Linked DNA regions of Mus musculus: region 1 is linked to region 2. Evidence: chromatin loops called from intact Hi-C (ENCODE). Cell type or tissue: left cerebral cortex. All regions are shown on one strand. Links, peaks and the distances in the headings refer to the core of each region. The heading gives the core; the rest is flanking DNA.

Region 1 (11,006 bases), core at 3,380-5,879, 730 kb after region 2:
GTCTGAGGTGGACAGACGGATGGTCATGTCTCCCCAGGAAGAGTCACACAACACCATGGTGAGGTGAGTACGGTGAGCTCCGGTGCTTCCTGCTTCCAATTAGGACCAAAAGGAGAAAACCAACCATGTCTATCTCTGAACTAGAGCTGAGGCACAAAGGATACAATTGAATTTAAAAGCCCCAAAGAAAACCCCAAAACACTGTGAGGGTTGAGTGTGGGGAGCTAAAACAAGACTAGAAAACACTGAAAGTCTTGATCTACAATCGTCAACAACCTAAGGAGCCTCAGAACTCATGCTAATAACCTATTGGCTTTAGATTACATCACTCAATGCACGTGTCCAGTTTCAACAGGAAAAGACATTGTATGCAAGAAGGCAAGAAAATGTACTTTCTGAAGCCAGAAGGCAGCAACAGACAAAATCATGGCAGAGAGTCTGACGTTAACAAAGAGGAGATTAATGAGATAGTGGCTACTATGGTTAGGATATTGTCTCCAATGGTTATGTTAAAAGCTTGGTCTTCATTGTGGCAGTGAAGACATGATGGGAAGTCCTCAGGCACGGAGAGAGCATCCTCTTGGGAAAAGTAAGGGTAGAGTTAGGATTATGGTCAAAGCAAAAGGACCCAAAGTTAGTTCTTTTGTTACAAAAGGCCTGAGATAGGCTCTGACTCAACAAGGCTTCTGGTCAAGCCACAAAGACTCTTCCTCCCTCAGCAACTCCTACCATCGCATAGCATAGCATCCAGTATGAGGATCTCCAGAGTCACGCTGATATTGGCATCATGTCTATAAAATTTGAACATCAAACTCAATAGTACTTTTTTTTTCTTTATAAAATAACAAACATGCCCTGCTGTAGTAAAACTCATCAGTCACATGCAATAGCAGATCAGAAATATGAGCATAAAAAAGGAAACGGGGGAGAGGGGGCTGGAGAGAGAGATAGCTCAGCATTTAAAAGCACTGACTGTTCTTCCAAAGCTCCTGAGTTCAAATCCCAGCAACCACATGGTGGCTCATAACCATCCATAATGAGATCTGATGCCCTCTTCTGATGTGTCTGAAGACAGCTACAGTGTACTTAAATATAATAATAAATAAATCTTTAGACCGGAGCGAGCAGGGTCAACTGGAGTGAGCAGAGGTCCTGAATTCAAATTCTGAAGCAACCACATGATGGCTCACAACCATCAGTACTGCTACAGTGTACTCATATATACATAAAATAAATACATTAAAAAAAGGAAACAAGACGGGATCAAAAGGAAATACAAGTTGAAAATACTGTAACAGAAATGAGAATCATCTGGGATGGCTCATCAGAAGAATGAGCATGTCCAACTAAAATCTGTGGGCCAAAGATTTATCAGCACTTTCCACTAAAAGAAGAGTACATGAAGAAGTACCACATCACCAGGAACTAGGTAAATTCAAAACCATAATACAATCTCCTACCTTAAAGGACTTTTTAAAGGGGAAGCCAAGCATGGTAGCTCATATCAGAAAGATCATGAGTTCAAAGTAAGCTTAGGGTAATATTGCAAGCTTGTCTCAATGTCAAGACAAAAGCAGGAAACAAGTGTTAGGAGACGTATGGAAGCACTGACGCTTCAGACCTCGCTTGTGAGAACTAAATGTGGTGTGACTGCTGTGAAAACCAGTCACATATTCTGACCAGTGATTTCACTTACATAAAAGTGGTAAGAGATATAAATCTGAATGCTTATGGCAATACTCATGTCTGTGAACATCTGATCATAATCAATTGTGGTATAAGTGTATAGCAGCATTGTCAAGCTATGATATCAAAGGACCTGAAAAATGCCACATAAAAGAAGCCAAACACTTATGTATTGTATAGGTACATCTAAGTCTATGGACACAGAATATAAATTGGTGGCTGCTAGGGGCTAGGGTAGAGCAGACTGTAACATTGGTGTAGGGTTTATCTCCACTGTGCCCTACAGAAATGTCTTAAAACTTGAGGACACCACGACAGCACTGTGGACATATCAAATGCCACCGAGCTAGTCACTCTATGATGATCAGTGTTGTTCTACATGGATGTTACCTCAAAGAATTTCATTTAAAAATTGATGGAAAAGATTGGGCATGATGGTGCACACGTGAATTCCTTGTAATCAGGAAGGATACAGGAAGACTGATTTATCCTAGGACAGACTAGGCTATATAACAAGTTACAGACCACCCGGGGATACCAAAAAAACAAAACATTTTTTTAAACAAATGAAAAGCTCGGGAAGCTGCCACCAGAAGACCTGAACTTTTAAGAAATGTTCAGAGGAGTCATGCAGAGAAAAAGAAAATAATTTAGGGCAGAAACTCAGAACTAGTCTGTTTTTCCACTTTCCAGACTGACCCATTTGTTCAATGGAAAGGAGTGATTACTGGGTTACAAAAGTTAGGATAAAAAGAATGAGTGACAACATGTTATAACTCACATATTTTAAGAGATGGGTAAAAGGACCAGCAATCCTTTACCAGTACCTGCACTGGCCAGGATATAGGACTATGTTACTGGACTCAAAAGAAAATTTTAAAAAATATTTTGAAAATCAAACCACTAGTCTTCAAAATCGGAGGATGCAGCATATCTCCTGGCCAACCTATTTTAGATAGCAAAACATCATGAGTTAAATACTTGGATAAGGTGGGGAATTTTTAAATGGGATTTTTATTTTTTATAACTTTATAAAGTTGGAGAGAAATACCTCAAGACAGAATTAGTAGGCATTGTCCAAAGCAATTCACATACAGTATCATGTTTTAACTTCATCACAACCCTAAGTTGTGGTAACAGAATCCCTATTTTCATTGAATTTCTTTTTGCTCAAAGTAACAGAAAACTAGACCCACAATAGATGAAAAGACCAAGAGCTGGGCTAGCTCCAGGGCTCAAACTACATCACCCATCTTGGACTGTGTCCAAATCCCAGTTCTGCCATTTCCTGTATAATCTTCTAAGGTTCACCTGGTAGCTCCACACCTTCAGGCTCTTACCCTATGATGCTAATGGAGCAGATGCAGCTGCAGTTTCGTGTCTTTTCTTGTTCCCACATTCAGTAGGAAGAATTAAAGGAATTTTCCAGTGCTCCCCCCAATAAAAACTCACTTGAGTTCCTGTGACTAGCCCAGCTAGGCCAGCCCCCCAGCCCCCATCGTATAATATCATGATGGTTCATCATAGTATCAGAGTTTCCAACTAGTTTAGATTGGCCACATATTCAGTCACAGAATAATGACCAGGACTACTGTTGGGGTAATTAATAGATGTCCAATGACAGGATGCAACAAGGCCCCTTTGAAAATAAGAAGCCCATAACTCAGGACAATAAAGCAACTTGTTAAAATTCAGACATCCAAAGAGTTAAATGTAGGTTTAAACTCAGGTCTAGCTAATGGCATCCAAAAGCTTTACCCTCTTAGGCTTCAATAAAAACCAGTCTTAGGAGAGCACAAAGGTGGGCCTACTGCTCTCCTAAAAGCATCACTCACTGAAACAAAAGCTAAGATTATACTACTTCTTGAAAGCACCTGAACTAGCATGTGAAAATTCATAACTAACTCATTGTGAATTTGACTTTTAAAACAGTTGGCCTGCTATTAATCTGCTTCTACAAGCTTCAAGTAGTAAGAGCCAATCCAGAAAGTTCATTGCCAAGAAAAAAATCTGTAACTTTTAAGTGGAGTTTAAAATTATATTGTTCCAGAGACTTATCATGTGTACCAGATTTATAATGACTTTTGGGACTTCTTAGTGACAGAATACCAATCTTCCAGCTCGGTAACTTCTGTAGACTTTACTTTATGGAGGATCTCGCCTTCTTGTGTTTTCTTTGCACTTCCAGGTGAATTATGTACAATTAAAGTACAAAAAGGCATTCCAGGCAGGAGAAAAATCAATACAATATTTCTGCTTGGCACCAAGAAGTGAAAGACTTTTAAAGGACCCCAGGGAATCAAGCCTGGTTCAAAGGACAGCGCGGGGATGCAGACTTAAGAGGGGTAGGAGGCAATGTCTCAGAGTGCAGAAGGCCAGGAGCCGCAAGGACACCTCTCTCCACCCTCACCTTCAGAGAAGCCTTGAGACCCTAGATCTTGGAAGGAGCCACTAGAAGGGGCGAACGTGAAAAGGCCTGCATCCCGCAACACACAACAGGCCACACGATACCGGGAGCCAAGACACAATCGTGACAACAGTAGGAGGGCGGATGGCGACGCCACACAGCTCGCAAAACAGTCGAGGGGCCGTTATCAAGTCTTTCGACTGAGGGGACAGCAGAAAGCGCACTCCAAAGAGCCGCACGGGTCAGCGCATCCTCGGGACGCATCACGCAGCCTGGCTGGAGGGCAGCGGAAAGGACGCCATTCAAAAACCACACGTCCGAGGAAGAGACGGGAGAGCCCGTGCACGCCACTCCACGCGCCTAGGACGCGCGCCTCACGACGACGTAACCGCACCAGCGCCGGACGCTGACGATACGCGAGGGGCGGAGCCATGATGTAAGCGCGGGCGGAGCCAGCCGCTCGCAGCAGGTGAGATGAAGGGGGTTGGGGGATGTCTGGCCAGACTGCGGGGGGGGGGGGGGGGGGAGGAGGGGGGACCTGCGAGCATGCGCACTGAGAGCCAGGCGGAGCCGGCCGGCGGGCGTGCGCACCTAGAAGCGCAGAGGCCGCTGGTTGCCGTGGCAACGAGGAGCCGTTCAGAAAAGGTGCAGCTGAGGGACAGGAAAGGCCGTTGTGAGTTTGTCCCGCAGCGCTGTCTGAAGTATAAAGCTCTGGTGCAGAGAAGGGAGCGAGAGCCGAACGCGGGGTAGTGTTGGGGCGGGAGGTCCGGGTCGCTGTGGTCGGTCCGCGGATCCTGCCTGCGCTGCACAAGGCTGTGATATAACGAGGGACCTCACGGACCAGATTTCCAACGACTTCTCTTGTCTCTGGGGGCGTATTTTAAATTTATATGCCATCTCTCCAGTGCATTTCTATTGACGCGTTTATTAATTGCCTTCTGATCACTGAAAACAATTGGTGATTAAATGTCTTGTCGCCTAGTCCTGTGTTTTCCTACCTAGCACAGCCTCCTAACCGTGCGCAAGCTAATTACAAACAGGCAGTTTGCTGTTGTGGCTGTCAGTGCCAGGCAGAGGTTGTGTATTTCTCACCTGTTGCTAAACTAACGGGTCACCTCTTCTCTATGTTTTCTCATACAGTTGGACTACATCTGACACGTTTCGTTATCCTTTCAATTGTCAGTTTGCTAATACTATGGGACTATGGTAAGGCAATTTTTAACGCTCTTACCTTGATGTTAGTTACAACGGTACAATAAAAACCTGGTGAAATTGTAGACTAAGTAGCTACCTATGGTTACTGATGGTATGAATCTTGTTGAAAAAGTGAACTTTTTTATGATGCATATTTGGCGTTGCCAAATTACAGGCATTTTGAATTTGGAAAATAATAACAGTGACCCTTTAGTATTTTACATGCCTTCCTCCAGCCAAGGCCACGGTAAGGAATACTGCATACAAACTTCTCTCATAGATCTCCATGCCAGCACTGAGAAGTAAGGGGAACGTGAGCACATTGAAAACTGCCCTAGGCTTCTGAAGGGTCTGAACAGCTGCTGGTTCTTTGTCTTAAATCAGGTGTCTCACACATTAGTTCCTATGGGACTTACTTTCCTGTAATCTTTTCAAGTGTGTGTTGCAGTGCTGGGGTTAGAACCCAGGGCCCCATGTATGCATGAATGCCTAAGCTGCTCTGTGAGCACCTTTCTGAAAGTTAGCTCCTTGATACTATTCCCTTAGGTTGCTTTTTAAAAGGTGCTTTTTCTCTCCACTGTAGAATATTATGGACAGCCTGGTCCCAAAACTAGAAGGGTTAATACCCAGTCTGTCCCCTCATTTTTAAGGGAATTGGAGCAACAGTCACCATTTATGAGTATCTTATGCAGAACAGTCCCTTGGAAGCCCTTAAGGAGGTTTTCTCTTAATATAATAATCCTGCAATGTCAGCATTTTTGTGGTTTTTTTTTTTTTATAAATGCAAAACTAAGCCAGAGATGCTTAAGTCGCTTGCCCAAAAAAAGTAGAAAGCAGATTGGGACTCGGTATCTGTCCCCCATATTCTGTCCGCCTGTGTGTTGGCCAGGTTGAAGGCAGTCGGCATGTGCCATACACCCATCTTCTTCATTGTTTCCCTTCTTGCCAAAACACAAACAGCATGCTGCTTTCCTGGGCATCTCTGCTCTTGCTCCTGCCATCTAGCACACACATTTCTCTCTTTAAGACTTGGGCTAAATGTTGTCTTCAAGGGTTGTTTATTTACTTAGTGTCTCACTTTGGTCTAAGACTTTGCTCTAAGACTCTGGTTTTGCTTCTAGATTGTTCTTTCTAGTACCATGGTAAGCTCTTTGAGGACAGGGCTGGATTGGGTTAGGACTATGTAAATTAGACAGGGCAGCTCACGCTGCTCTGTGGCTGGCATTCCTTTTACCATCCCCAGAGCCCTCGTAGACTTGGATGTTTACATGCACTCTTACTTTCTGTTACAGCAGAAGAATGGAAGTTATCGTAACGTGATGTTAGAGATCGTTAAAGCCACACCACAGTGTTTCCTGATTCCTGATACAGCATGCTAAGAAATAAGGTACTCCATCCTCCTGAGAACAGACCCATGCTTTTATTTACAGGGGGTAGCCTAGCTGGACTTTCTGCAGGTATAAAAATAGTTTACAAACCTTGTGATCTTGGGGAAACTGTGAGCAGAAGTGGGAGGTGCATGTGATATGGGTAACAGACAGTCTCAGGGTGCTGCTTGCACACATCTCCTGGCTCAGGGACCTGGTCCTGCAAGAAATGTTTAAGTTTTCACCAGAGAGCTTATACTTAAGAGCAAGATTCCTTTTAAGGTTTGCCTGGAGTCTAATTTAGTTACAGCAAAACAGCAGGGTCTTAGTTAAGCACCCACAGGTTTGAACTTATTGGTTTATAATTAAGGCTCCAGTAACTAATTGGAAAGATTGCCCTTTATTTCTACCATAGATGTTGGGCCTGGGATTTGCTCTGCTTAGGTACTGCTCTGACATTCCTTCCCACTGACTTGGTGATCTGCCACCAGGGAACAACAAGGCCTCCGTTTTCTTCTAAATGGTGTTACATGCTGGTCCACTAAATAAGACCTCCTACTCCCATGTTTTTAGGATCGTTCATCTAACAAAGGTAACTTAGCAGTCACTGCAGTTGCCTTACAGGACCACCTATTACATGATCTTCAACTTGGACATCTCTCGGTAGCAGATCCTTGTAAGATAAAAGCACGAAAGAAAGAGAAGAAGTCAAAATCTCTCAAAAGAGATGCAACAGCCATCATAGATACTGGGCTTAGAAAATCTACAGAGGGTCCTAACATGGAAGATCCAGAGAAGGAATATGTTCTAGACCCCACACCACCACCATTAACTTTAGGTAAGCTAACCTGATCTTTTTTCCTTTGGCTTAATGCTAATTAACCCAGTGTAGCCTTGTCAGGCTGAAGCAATGCTATATTTGGGGTAAAGAGACAACCATGACATTTTCATTTTATTAGCAGCCAAGAGTGTTGTTAATAAGGCTTTAATGCCAACTCTTCATCTGCCAAGGTTTTTTTTCACTTTGGAGAACTGTCCATAAACAAGATGGCTGTTGGCAATACTCTTTGACTACGCTGCAGCAACAGGGGCAGGTGACTTGCTTTTGTGAGTCTGAATTCCTGGGTGTGTACATTGTGCCTGGTTTTGTCATGTGCCCTGTGGCACTCCACATACTGCCAGAGTTGGATTTGTGCCTCTGTATTTTGAAGTCCTGCTGTCCTTCCCTTGCATATTTTTCTTGGCTTTGGGAGTCTCCTTCTATAGCCCATGCTGGCCTTCAACTCTTAATCTCCCCGCCTCAACTTCCTGAGTGCCTTGACTACAGGCATTTGTCTGTATCTTTTTGTTTTGTAAATGTAGTTTCCATCTCACTTCTTTTAAAAGAGCCTGGTTCCATTGAATTGAGACCAGCGTTGGTTGGTGTCCCTCCTCTGTAAGCTCCCTCCGGTTGAGGCAGCAGTGTCTCCAGCTGTGCATAGGCCAGCAATGGCGCTCATACTCCTCAGCCCAAACGTCTCCGAGAATTTGTGTGGTGATCCTTACTTGAACTGACTGTCTCCATGTTCCTTATTCTGAGGAACTTCTTGCCAGAATTCTCACAGCCTCGGTGCTTTTTGGTGAATGAAACACTTTGCCATTTGCTTGAATAACATCCACAAATTTAGTGTCTCTTCCATCTTAACTGGATCCCTGTTAATACACTTTATCTTTGGGGCCAGAACTTTTTCTTTGAGAGAAAGTCTCACTGTGTGGTTCAAGCTGCCTTAAATTCCCTCTTCCCGCCGATCCCACCATAGGCCAATATGAGTATTGCAGAAATATAATTGTAAAATTCTTGGGAATCTATTTTTCTATATTTAAAGTTTGGCACATAGACGATTTCGTCTTATCTTGGCAACCTCTGCACACAATTGCTTTCTGTGAAATCAAAAACTTTCCCCTTTCCCACTTGAAGGAAGCGCTTTACTTCCTGTGTTGGGTACATCTGGGTGACTAGCAACTCTGCTGTGTTGCTCTGCAGTGACAACAAACCCTAAGACTATAATACTGCCACAGTCTCTCTTATCACCAAGAAAACTGCAGAGGGACAAAGGGCACATCATATACACAGCCTGGATACACTAGGCAAGAATGAAGCACAGGGCAGTGTGAGATTGTATTGTGCTGCTTAGACTGGGGGAAAAAACCTTCTGACTTGTTTTTGGAATGTGCCATTGACTGTTTTCAGATGGTAGCTGACAGTGAATCATGGGAGCCTCAGACAGCACAACCAAGGATAAGGGAGCAGGGCTGCAGTTGATAATTAGCTCACATTAATTCCCTGGTACTCAGCATTATACCAGCATATTAAGACCATAGAATTCTTCATCACATTCTTACAATCTATTGTAAGTCTGAAATCATTTTATACTAGAAAGTTAGAAATAAAACATTCCTAGGTGACTAGGCATGGAAAATAGGTTTGCTTAGGGACGTTGTGTTATAGTGTGTGCAGGGGTCAGTGACAGGACACAGTGGGAGGCCTGCACAGCATGGAGAGGAAACTCACTCATTGCCAGTTATCTCATTTGCACCCCTTTTATTCCTTTAGCTGCTGGGGTAAGGGAAGAAAGTTTTACTTTTGATTACACGTTCAGAATGGCCAGCCAAGAGTGACAGGCATCTTGAGAGAAAGCTTTGTCACTGATGTTCACCACAAAAGCCTTTTCTCAGCTCTGATGCTTGTGGGGTGGGGTGCTATTGCAGACACAAGTCTGTTCAGTTCAGAATATGGCCTTTGACAATAGGATTCACTCCACCTACAACAATACCCATCATTGGTCTAAGAATAAACAAAGACTCATTGCCCAGTATGGTAGGCATTTAACCAAGGCAGGAGAGGCCCTGAGTCCGATGGCTCTAGGCTCAACTCAGCTTTTTTGTTTTTCTCCTGATGGTTTTAGTGTTGGTATATTTTACCAGAAGTAAATCTAGTGAAGTAAGTTAAGCTTCCTTATGTGTAAGTTTGGAAAATACAAATGTTAACATAATCTTTGTTTGTATATGTTTTTCATATGTGGAGGCATGTCATGTGCATCTGGAGACTTTATGTCAATCTGTGTACCAGATGCTGTCTGTGGAGATCTGTGTGGCTCTGCATTACCCTCTCCAAAGGGAAGAAGGAGTGGATGGCAAGGTTGGGGCTACCATGTGGGAAGTGACTGTCGTAGGCTTGAGCACTTACCAGCAGTGAAAGCTTCAAGAGGGAATTTCTCTTCCTCAAAGTGTTACAGCTCTATACGACAGACAGACAGACACTCTCAGACTGTCTTTGTTTATTCCTTGTACACAGGGCCTTATGTACATTTTGGGGTGGGTTGGGGTCTAAAGGCAGGTGCTTTCTATTGGCTTGGTCTGAGATGTTAAGGATGCCTCATCTGCATGTGGAGGGGCTTCGGGTGCTCCCCCTACATGACTGGAACAGTTCTCTCCAGTGGGTATCATGGTCACATGTCCCAGGACAGAAATGTGTAAAGAAGTAGATATAACTCCTACTGTTCTCAGGTATGAGGGTACTGGGGCTTCTGAATCTACTCAACCTTATCAAGTTTTTGTCTGGTGACACAGTTCCACTTGCTCCACAGCTAGAGGTTGGTATCACTTATTGTTTGAAACAAGGACCCTCAACTAGAATTCACCAGTTAACCTAGACTGGCTGGCTAGCAAGCTCTAACGATCTTCTGTCTCTGCCTTGCCAGCACTAGTACCACACCAGCCTTTTACTTAGATGATGGTGATAGAACCCAGGCTTATGTGGCTAGACCTTTACTGACTGAGCTATCTCTCCACTTTTCACATGCATTTTATAATTACTTCCTTTTTTTATTCTGTATTTTTTCCTTCATGATTTGTATTTTATTTAGGCCAGTTTCATTAAAAATGTCTCTTTTGAGAAAAATACATCTTGGATTCTATCTACCATTGGTTTTGGTTTTATTTTGTCTCCTGATTTCTTGGAATGTCTGCTGTTATCTTTGTTACTTCCTAAAGAGGAAAGAGTTTCTTCCCTTTGTTATGTTTCCTTTTCCTAGCATCTTAAGTAAAACACTCTTTGCAAACTTTGTTTCCCGGCAGATGCATGCAGATAGACATATCCCTGTGAATTGCTACTTATTCCCATATTGACTCTAGTGCTCTCATGGCTACTCAGCTCTTAGTATTAGACATCCTCGTGTTGTCTTCTTGGCTTTGTCTGTGTCCCAAATTATTGTGTCCCATGGGTTGAGCATCTGTTCTATGACTTTTCCTAGGAAGACATGGACAAGTCTATTTACCTAGAAGGCATATCCATTATCTGTGAGATTACCTTT
Region 2 (11,006 bases), core at 3,281-5,780:
ACTTAAGGTCCAGGGAAGAGCTTACTTAGGGCCTGGGCCCGCCAACTGTATTTCCCATCCCAGCCTAATAGGAGCTCCCGAACCAGGGTCCTGCAAGGAGCCTGGTGAGGTGGAACTCCTGAAGCTGACCTCTTCTACAGGCCACCACCGCTCCTGTGCATCATTGGCAGCTATTGTTGCAAGAGCCAGTATCACCTACTCAGTATTTCTCGACGTTGAAATTATTTCCAACTAAATTGTGTCGCTAATATACAGTTTAGGAAACTTGAGAAGCTGGGGTGGGGGGCCTCGGGGAGGACAGAAGTCTATGGAAAGTCACCGTGAGCTGCCTTGTCAGGCAACACAATTCATAGAGGCCACTGCACGTGCGCTGGCTGGCTGTCTGCCTCTCTAGCTGTTCCACCTCCCCCCCCCCACCCCCCAACAGCGCGTGGCATTGCAGGCCCAGGGAACTCCGCCTAGCGCTGGCTGGGGGGCAGCCGCTCCAGCGGGATCGCCTTCAGCAATCCTGCCAGGGACTTTCTGAATCCCAGCTGGGCTCCTAATAAGAACGGATGCTTCTAGGCTTGCGGTCTCCCGACGTTGGAAGTAAAGAGTTCATTACCTCCCACCAGGCCTTTCCCAACACACGCTTAGCGAGTGAGTTAAGTTAGTTTAGAATCCACAGGCGCCCAGCAGGGAGGAGCCAGTACCCGGGTTTATGCCCTGGACAGACCCTTCTGCTCATGGGGTTGGGGGGAGGGGCGGCAGGAGGTTCTTAAGCCCTAAATGAGAGAAGAGATCAAGGCAAGCTCTGGCTGATATCTGTAATCACCAGGAAGCCCCCTCCTTCCCCCCATTCCACAATGCTCTCTGACATCCTCTGTCTCTACTACCTGAAGCAGGGGGCTCTGGAAACAAACCAGTCTGGGAATTTGACCATGCAGAGTTGCTGGCCAGTAGCCTGAAAGGTTGCAGAAGTACCTGGTTGGGGGAGGGGTCATGAGCTATGTCCCCACCACCGAGATCTACTTATTTTCAAGAGCATTCCTCCCTTTTTTATGGCTCTTCCTTCCTCTCTGTTTTTCCTCCAGACCTTCTGGTGGGAGAGGCTGGAGGGGGAGGATGATGGAGAAAGGCCAGGAGGAGAAGGCTCACTTACCTGCTTTCACAGAACAGTGGATGTGAGCTTTGGATTCATAGTAGACCCAGTCGAAACCTGCTTCCACAGCCAGGCGAGCCAGCATGCCGTACTTGCTGCGGTCCCGGTCGGACGTGGTGATGTCCACTGCTCGACCCTCATAGTGTAGAGACTCCTCTGAATGATGGCCGTCCTCATCCCAGCCCTCGGTCACTCGCAGCTTCACTCCAGGCCACTGGTTCATCACAGAGATGGCCAAGGCATTTAACTTGTCTTTGCACCTCTGTGGGGAGAAGGGGGAACCCTAAGTGTCAGACATGGTCCTTGGTGGTCTCTCCACCAACCACAGGCCCAGGACCCAGGGGTTGAGTGAATGAGAACATGGGGGTGGGGCATGGCGGCTGCTGGAGAGGCAGGTTCTCCAGGGAACCAACTGACCACCTGTCTCCAACTCAGAAACTTAGATGTAGCTATAATGGCCTGAGAAACAAGAGGGGTTTCTCCTTAGATGAGATTCCAGGTGCGCTTTGGTGAGACAGGACTTCTGGCACACTCTGAGGGTTAGAGTGCAGCAGGAGTGTTATCTTGGAGGTCAGGCCTCCCTTATACCTGCTGGGCCTGAGGAAACCCATAGCAACTCTGAGGGGTAGGCAGTGGGTCAAGGACAAGCAAGCAGGTTAATGCTGGTGTCCAGCACAGGCAGGGCAGAGGACAAACATTCTTGGTCTAGGCAGCCACATTCTTTCCCCCAAGGAGCTCCTCTCTGCCAGGCTTGTCTGGGGCCTGATTGTGTTCCTATTTTCTTTGACTAGTTCTCTTCCTCCCCTCTTGTTTTCTTGGCCCTGCATAGAATGGTGTCCGGCAAGTTTGAAGAGCAAACTTAACAAGTGGATGGGGGTGGGGTGGGAAAGGTAGGGGGATGGGGAGCCAGAAAAGCCCACAGCTTCTGAGCCCTGCCCAAGAGAGGGTCTGGTGACTCTGCCTCCTCCCTTGCAGGACACAGTGGAACTTGGGATAGTGGAGGCACTACTCTGGGGCCACATTAAGAAACGGATGTCCTAAAGAGAGGAGGCAAGTGTGTGTGGTGGATGGCTAGCTCAGTGCTTGCAAGGTTATGCTGCGGCTGGTGGCATGCTGGATTGGGGGTTGTGAGCGGAGACAACATGGTAAGAGCACATTACCCAGAGAACTGGACCTCTGTAGAGGCAGGAGTAATTTCTGCAGAGGGTAGGACTGATAACCCGTGATCCCTCAGGTTACAGGGATGGGATAATAGCCCCTAGATGACCGGGCTCTAGATGTAGCCAGCTCAGTCCTTCATGGACAGAGAAATGTGTGTGTGTCAGGAAAAGTCTTTCCGGCAACAAAAAGGCCCAAGAACAGGGCTGTAGAGTTCAAAGCACAACAGATGGAAGGGATGCAGTAACAACAGGTCCGCTCTGGCAGGTTTCTGGGCTGCCAGCGGTTTTCCTGAAGAGGAAAGTCCGAAGGACCGAGTTGGAGTTCAATCTGGGGGACTGAATCTGTTTTACATGAAAATCAGTCACTGAACCAGGGTCAGTTTAGAATAGAGAATCAGAGCCGCTGCGCGCAGGCGCACACCGTGGTACATTCTGCTTATCTCCTTCTTCATTCCAGCCTGCACTTCACCTCGCTCCCTTCTTTCAATGGGGTGAGGGAAAAGCTTGCGATGTGGCTTTAACAAGCTTCCCATCCGGCAGTAGGGAAGAGCGAGGGTAGGATGGATAGGGTTTTGGAGCCCAGTACCCTGAGCGGCGCCACTAAAGCAGACACGGGGGACCCCAGACAAGGAGCTCTGGGCCGAGACAGGCTTTAGGCGCGGAGAGGCCAACTCTGATGGTTACCGAATTGGTACCTGGTGCCCCAGAGTCTTCCCCGGCACCAGGCCCAGCGCAGCTCAGCAGGCAGATTCAGGGTACTCCCCGCCAGCGATGGGAGGGAATGTCGCAGGCAAGGCAATTGAAGCTCAGCCCGGTTATTAATTCATTGGGTCGTGTGCCGCTAATCAAGCCCGACTCTGTGCAGCCACCGTGAAGCCCAGCAGGGTCACTGGGGCCCAGCTTTGTGTCTGCGGAGGCCAAGTTGTTCCTGAAGCCTCCAGCTCACCTCCCGGATCTACACCAGTGCAGTCCAGGGGCTCAGAGCAGGGGCTGTCACATCCAAAGATGGGCTCCCCATATTGTGAGGGAGGTGGTGTCTCACTTCAAGAGACTCCGTTCTCTAAATGCACTCCACTCTTCCCCTAACTGGGGGGCGGGGACAGACCCAACTCTTCAAAGCAGAAAACTATTCTTCAAACCCACACCTGGCCTCTTTTTCCTGACTAACCCCTAAGCACGTAGGAAATTATTCAACCTGGCTCTTCAGGTGTTCCCCCCTCCCACTTCAGCCTGCAGAGCCTGCAGATCAGGCCCCTCGCTGCCTCCCACCCCAGCCCCTTGGCCGCGGGCACAACAGCCTGGCACTCTCTGGGGCCTGGACTGTGCTGGAAGAGTGTCTGTCTGCGCTTCCCTCTCCGGAGTTAATATTAACTAGGAGCTCCTGCGATCCAGAACTGCTCAGAAAGTTCCACTGGGGACGGTCCTGCCATGGTTGAGGGACTTGGGCTCAGTCACCTTAGAGAAACAGACTGGGAGGCAGGAGAGACTGAAGAGAGTGGCACCTTGGGCCGAACCAGGTGGTTGTTAAAGGAGGGTGGGGACGACCAATGGCAGGTTCCTGAGACCCAAGGTTCTCCCCCCTATCCCCTCCCCCACCCCGCTTCACCCTTTACCTCTAGTCTTGTCGTCTGGCCACCTTCTTCCTTCCCATCCCCTCTTAACTCTGCCAAGCCGGAATAAGAAGCCGCCGAGGGTTGTACTAAGAGGAAATTTTTGGACGGCCACCTTTACAGCCACCCTTATTTTGGTGGATTTTTGCAGGGTGGGTGAGAAGATCCTTGGCTTGGCCTTCCCCACCCCCACTTTTGCTGTCTCTACCCCCTCTTTTTGGGTTGGGAATCAGAAAGGCTACTGCCCAGGGGAAAAAAGTATGTGTTTTCGTTTCGTTCGTCTGAAGGAACTTGACAGAAGGTCAGAAGTTCAAATGCTGCTCGCGCGCGCGCGCGCGCGCGCGCACGCGGCGGCGGTGGAGGCGAGAGTGATCCGGTGTAGGGCCGCTGAGCCCCGGGTACCGGGCTGGAAGGATCAGCGTGAGGGAAAGGACGTAACTGGTGGTCTCCGTTTAGGGCGCTGAGGCCGAAGGGCCGCGAAGGCGGCGGGGTTGCAGTCCAGGTCAGGCCCGCGGGGCTCCCTGCCTTGCGACTCCTCGCGGCTCAACCCCTGCCTGCGCGCCCTAGGGAGAGAGCGCGCTCGGAGCCCTGCGCTCTGGCGGGGCGCGCTCCGCGCGTGCAGAGCCAGGGACAAGCCGCCGGAGCTCGCCCCCACCCCCAACCCCCGAGCGCGCTGCAACCCTAGTCCCGGGATCGATAACGCAGGAGTAAGTGGAGCTGAAAGGCGTCTACCGTGGCTCAGCGCTCTTGCAGCTCTGCGACACGCAGAGGCCCGGCGCTCTGGGCACCGGAGCCAGACCGCCGAAGACCCCCCTGCAGACCCATCCGGGCTGAGGTACCCTACGTGTCCACGCCTGGCCTCTTTGCATCAGTAATCTTTTACCTCCTCACACCTTTCCAAGGACCTCCTCATCCTGAGACGCCCCCCCCCCCCCGGGGCACCCAACCAGGGGATGGGTGCCCGGAGCCAGAGAGAGAACTCGCTCCTTCAAGCCACACCAGTCGGGCGCCCCGCGGTCCGCGCAGAGTTAACTGTAGCTCGCGCAGCTCTCCGGCTCCCCCGCGCGCGCGCGCCCACACTCGCGGTCCAGATTTAAGGTGGTCGGGAGCAGATGAGGGAGATGGAGGGAGAAGATGGAGGGAGAACAGCCCTGTATTCAGTCTCCACGATTCCTCTTTGCTCCAGTTCTGGCCCGCCACCCTAAGGCTAGTCTCCTAGGCTTCCCATACAGCAGGTACCCGGTGGCGAGATGCGCGTCGCGTCGCGCGGGCTGTTCCACTCTTGTTTTCTCCAGCCCCCGCCCCCTGCACTTGCGCCCCGCCAGCGCCGCTCCGCCAGCCGCTCGGCGCACCTAGCCCTAAAGGTAGGACTTGAATATTTTAATAGGGCAGTAAAAAGGATGCTGACCTATATTTGCAAGGAAACCCATTTCCAGCTCCAGTCATACGTGCATGGAGTTTCAGAAAGTCTCGATTTGGCTGGGAGATTGGCAGCCTGGAAATCTCAAAGGAGGTGGGATGGGAAGAGAGGCTCGTGCTTTGCTTTGCCGTCTGTCCATCCACCCTCGTCGCCGAATATTTATTCGCTTTTAATTCTTATGCAAGCAGGTTAAAAATTAAAGCGATTGCAAAGCCAGCAAGTTCCAAGTCCCTCCCCTAAGGTACCGCGGGCTCTGGAGAAATGAGGAGCATCCTTAAAGAAATATCAATACATTCTCTGACCGGCACAATTGAGGACGATGGGATCGCAGTCAGGCTACGCGATACAGTGGGGACAAGACGGGCGCCTCTGGAGCTCCTGCCTTTTGTCAGAACTGCCCCCAGGCTTTCTCAGTTACAGTTCTTTGGTGGTGGTGGGGTAAAGGGTGGGGTGGTCTTGGGAGAAAAACACAGAAAAGGAAAAGGTAGGAGCTAGGGGACGAAATGCTCCAGGCTATGTTTGCAGTGACCTGGAGGCCCTTTGAAGTGTATAGGGGCATCCCCTCTCCCTCCATTTTCTGCCTCCACTTGGAAAGGGCAGACTCCCTCAGAGTAAAGGTCTTTCTAAGTTTCAAGCTAGAATACAGGTAGTTAGAGGAGGTCGTCCCGGGAGACTAATTAAATGAGACTAATAAAATGAGACTAATAAGATAGAGAACCCCATCTTCTGGTGCCCCATTCCAGCAAACCCTAAACTTCCTGCTGGACCCTTCACCTCCTTTTTCCTCCCGGAAGAGGAGTGCTAGGTGGGCAGGTGGGTGGGGAAGGAGAGAGCAAGCCGCCTTCCTACCTGCCCAAAGAGCAAACAGAGCAGGGCTGACTGCTTGGTCACACGCACCCCCCCCCCCTCCCGGGAAGGAGTCTGTTTCCCACCCGCAATGGGTCTCTACCTGAGTCATCAGCCGGTCTGCTCCCGTGTTTTCCTCATCCTTAAATATGATGTCGGGGTTGTAATTGGGGGTGAGTTCCTTAAATCGTTCGGAGTTTCTTGTGATCTTCCCTTCATATCTGCCGCTGGCCCCTAGGGTCTTCTCGGCTACGTTGGGAATAAACTGCTTGTAGGCTAAAGGGGTCAGCTTTTTGGGGTGCCGCCTCTTTCCAAACCCCCTGCCGGGCCCACAGGCCAGCCCGGGGCACACCAGCAGCGAGGAAGCAAGGATCACCAGAAAACATCTGGCCAGCAGCAGCAGCATCTCGTCCGCGGAACCTGAGGACTTGTGAGCTGTCCCCGCGCTGTCTGTGCGCGAGCGGGTACGCGCGGGTGTGTGCGTGTGCGCTCCTCCTTGCGCTCGGCTCTCCCTTCCTCGCTCGGCTCGTTCGTTCCCTCTGGCGCTGCCTGGCTCTTTCTCTTCCTATATAACCTTGCCTGCCGCTGCTGCAGGGGACTTGTCTCCGATCCCCACCCAGACTGGGGCTGCGATGGCAGGCTGCCGGTCGCTGGTAACGGAACACATCGGAGTTGGGTCTCGAGACAGCAATTAAAAGACAAAAAGAGCCTGATTTTAAATGGTAGCAAGGCTGGAGAGCTTGTGAGACAGGCTGCCTTTCGCACTATATTATAGCTGGCAGGGGCGCATCTGATTGGCCAAGCCGCACAAGCTTGTCTTCTGATGTTAACCCTGAGAAAGACTACATTTCTCCCCCCTCTGGCTGCTGTGGCTTTATTTTCACCTGAAGGCTTCCAGTTTAAAAAAGAAAGAAAGAGAGAAAGAAAGAAAGAAAGAAAGAAAGAAAGAAAGAAAGAAAGAAAGAAAGAAAGAAAGAAAGTCTTTACTAAGGTAAAGGTGGGTGGGAGGGAGGAGGCCTGTTTATTGGAAAAATACCCCGCACTGCCTGCTTTGTGCTCAGGGCTGCTTCCCCCTTACTTTCTCTAAATGGAAGATGCTTTGGTTAAAGCCAGCATAAGTTTTTAAAGGACAGTCCAGATGCTCCCCCCCCCCCCACAAGCTTTGACCATAAAACAGCCTCTCAATTGTTTGAGGGCAACGCTGCCTCCCTCCTGTTTGCCTTATTTACACCCCATCCCCAGATGTGAGTGTACAGGACAGACGTCACGGGGTTGTGAAAACAGCTCACCTGAGCATCTCCTGAATATTTAGCATCTTTAGATAGAGGATAATCACAGGTGGCCACAACCTAAAGAGTTGCTGTTTTAAGTGCCCTAAAATACTGTCCTTTATTGTATCTCACTGACTGCACCACATTCAAGCCTCTGCAGGTGGATGGATGCATCCCAGCTGAGGGGCAGGTAAAGAGTGTCTGCAGAATGTGGTGGGGTACATAGGTTCAGTGGGTCTATGTGCTGCACCCCAGCATGGAGGGCAGCTGGTGTGTGCTTGGTGGGTAGAGGTGATCTGCCTGGGGCAACTGAAAGTGGGCAAGGCTGCATGCGTGAAGAACCCCTTCCAATCTATCCTAGCAAAGTGCAGGGCTGGGGTAAGTTGATGTGGAATTCAGGCTCCTTAACACAGTTGTATTTCACAGGAGCTTTGCAAGCTAATTTTCAAGGAAAGAAGCTGGCTAGGTGTAGGGCCTGCAGACTGAAGGTGTTAGGGATCTAGAGGACAGTGTTCTGGCCATAAGGGGCATCTTAGAAGAGGATATGCTGTCTAGAGGTCACTACTCTTGGGGTGTCCAACACTCTTTCAGGAAAAAGAAAAATTTCCAGAAAAGTCTTAGTTGAACCAGAAAAATAGAATGTGAAACGCTTTGTTTTTATAGATCATAGAAATCTGCTCTGGCTTTTCTCCCATCCTACTCACAGGCAAGATTCCTCTAGGATGGGCGAACTATTTATGTGGAATGGAATACCTGCTTAGGGACCGAGTCCTCCAGTGTTATCCCATGAGACCAGCCTCTGGCTCTTGATCCTGTCCCAGTGCAGGGAGAGCCCAGCAAACCTGAAGCTCAGCTGGCAGTGGGGTTTTCAGAGGACTTAGAAACTTGGTTGCTTTTGAGTTAGTGTGAGGCGAGGAAAGTGCTTGCTACTGTCTACTGTGAGTCTCAATGGCAGTATGGCAGAGCCTCACCATCCCAGGCTTGGAAGGGTTGACTAAAGCCCGCACACCTGCCCTCTCTGGAGTTTTCTATCCTTTGATTTATGAGGACCAAGTACAGATTCTTAGTGGGAGTTGGTCCCAGCTTCACGAAGACCAAATAAGAGCCAGACTCTCCAGCCTGTATCCTCTGTGTACATCCCCCATCAACTAGAAAAAATGGATACAAAGGGGACCCACTGTTCTTGATCCAGAAGAGTGGGCCTGCCTGGCATGTGGCTTTCATATTACTAGCCGGTGGTGGGCTAGACAAGACTTGAGCATCCTGGAGCCTCATTTTGCTTCAGTATTTCCTTGTTCTCTGTGTATGCTGACCAGCACTCTCTTCTTGATGTCTTTGAATATAGACTGGTGAATGGATCATGCAACTGTAGACAGCTCTAGTCAGCTTTGGATTGGCAGTGGGGAGTGGGTGGGATTTCCTGGGGAAGGAGGCAGAAAATAAAGGCCACATTTCTCCCTGTGGTCAGGCTCATGATCCTGTTCTCAAGACAACAAATATGAACTGTGATTGCTTTTATCCAAGCATTTCTGTAACCTGGAGACCTGGAATACCTGCAGATGTGATTTGGAAACAAACCCCTAAGCTGCCAGTGTTCTATGTGGGCACAGCTGGCCTTGGAGTGCCCAGACATGGTCACCTCCCTTTTGGCTGTGAAGAAGGAGGTGACTTGGTTCTGCTCTGGCCCATTGCTCACCCCCACTCCATCTCTAGGGACAATGGATGCTAATTCCAAGAGAGCCTGATAAGGGCCGGCCTTCCTGGAGTCTGGAAGGATCTTTAGAAGGAAAGTAAAGATTTACTATAAACCCTGTTGTTTTTTTCCTCGTACCCAGGGACAGCTTGCTTCCTGTTCCAGGTTGCAGAAATGCTGGGATAAAAGCAATCACAGTTCATATTTGTTGTCTTGAGAACGGGATCATGAGGCTGGCCACAGGAAGAAATGTGGCCTTTATTCTCTGCCTCCTTCCCGGGGAATCCCACCCTCTCCCCACTTCCCAGACACCAGACACTCGCTGCCTTCCACCTCCAGACACCAGATGGCTCCCTCTCTTTGCTTTCCCCTCTAGACCATTTGGGCCCCTCCCTGTGCCTGTAAGAGGTTCCAGAGCACAATCTCTGCCTGGTGGGGCCAGCCATTTAACTCCCAGAGGCTACTTCTCATTTGTGTAGGTTCAGCTATTCCTCCTGCTGGGCATTTGCAGGCTCTCACTCTTCTTGTTTCTTTCCGTCCAGCGTTCTTTCCTTCACTCTGAGGAGCACTGGCCAACCTTTGACTCTGCCCCACACCCCTGGAGGCATAGTCCTGGGCATGGCCCCTTCCCCCTTCTGGCCCTGCCGCTAGATGGCGTCCTCACTCTGCCTTCGGCCCTGGCCTGCCCGGTTGGGGAAATTCTGCAGTCTCCAGTTGGAAGGGCCTGGAAGCAGGACTAGGCTCTTTGGCTCCTCCTTGCTCTCTGACACTTGTCTTTCCTTTCCAACCCTTAATTTCCTTTCCCCAGTTTGAACTAGGGATCCCAGCCCAGCCCTGCCTGCTGGCCTCTTTTCTTTTCTCCCAGTTGATTTCTTTTCCTTAGAACAGCTCTGCACCATCTCATTCTATCCAATCACCCAGTTAAGTTTCATTTTCTTCCTGATTTTTTTTTCAATCTTGGCAAATAGAGTTTCACTTGCTCCATTTTGTTCTCTGGGGTGATATCTAGGGGAGAGGAAAACCTCACAGCCAAGGAGAAGCCCTAAGCCTGGGAAAGCTGCTTCTGTGTTAACAGCCAGAGAATCACATGGCTGTGAGATACTTTGTCCACGCCCTCTCCAACCTTCAGTAGTCCCTGTGTAAGGTGTAAGCCATGGATATTTAATTCAGGCCTCAGTTCTGTGAATCTTTGTAGTCTCCAAATGATTTCCGTCCTCTACAGGGCCACCAGCTACATTTGTGGCTGAAAAGAGAAACTCAGTGTAGGCAGGTGGCCTTATGGCCCAGAGGACCAAGGGATGGGTCTGGATGCCATAGCTAGTTCTTCTGACCCAGGTCTGGGCATTTCTTTACCATAGGTACTTTGGCACTCCAACATGCCACCACCTTTCCTCCAGTCTTGGAGCTGCTGAAGCGCAGATGCCCCCGGGAGAGGTAATCCATTAAGCCTAAGCATTAGAATCACCTGGGGAGCTTTGAAAAAAAAAATCATGTCAGCCAACAGCTACAGGGCTGTGCTCACAAACAATCACATCAGAGTTTCTGCTTTGCTGACTCCCTTGATGGGAATCCCCAAGACTTGGGACAGGGGAGGGGAGCCACTTGGCTGCAGGTTTCTGCTCCTGGGGATGTTCTTCAGTCCCTTCTGGATGCTCCTGGGTCCCTGGACATATTATTCTATGGCCACTCCTGGCAAGGAACAACACATATGGCTTTATTAGACAGAGCAAAGGACTGGTAGTAAGCTTAATGAGTTTCATATATTTTTCTAGAGCATGTATAGTGAGGGGTCCGTGTGCGGGTGAGGAGGTACATTAAATCGGGAGGTTTGGGGTGTAGAGCAAAAGCCAGGGGAGAAGGCAGGA

The links. Hi-C counts contacts between places; a loop is a spot of excess contacts. Peaks named below come from ENCODE experiments on the same cell type or tissue, not always from the same donor. Only the 100,000 strongest peaks of a DNase experiment are listed, where the experiment ranks them.
Region 1: a loop joins it to region 2, with 5 times the contacts of the local background. A loop is called at or near these places in 6 of 42 quality-filtered maps.

Annotation. Positions count from the first base shown.
Region 1 is chr5:29,191,347-29,202,352 of GRCm38, forward strand. It overlaps Rnf32 (ring finger protein 32), which reads left to right and starts at 4,647. Exons shown (of 10, transcript NM_001289757.1): 1 at 4,647-4,766; 2 at 5,234-5,299; 3 at 6,580-6,674; 4 at 7,228-7,492. The coding sequence starts at 6,660. In left cerebral cortex, for the core only: no CTCF peak of the experiment used is centred there; DNase peaks (open chromatin) are centred at 4,553 and 5,098; H3K4me3 peaks cover 1,446 bases; H3K27ac peaks cover 1,187 bases.
Region 2 is chr5:28,460,181-28,471,186 of GRCm38, forward strand. Shh (sonic hedgehog) reads right to left here and starts at 6,921. Exons shown (of 3, transcript NM_009170.3): 1 at 6,281-6,921; 2 at 1,142-1,403. The coding sequence starts at 6,583. It overlaps 9530036O11Rik (RIKEN cDNA 9530036O11Rik), which reads left to right and starts at 6,804. Exons shown (of 7, transcript NR_015562.2): 1 at 6,804-7,168. In left cerebral cortex, for the core only: no CTCF peak of the experiment used is centred there; DNase peaks (open chromatin) are centred at 4,498, 5,038 and 5,587; H3K4me3 peaks cover 1,767 bases; H3K27ac peaks cover 1,030 bases.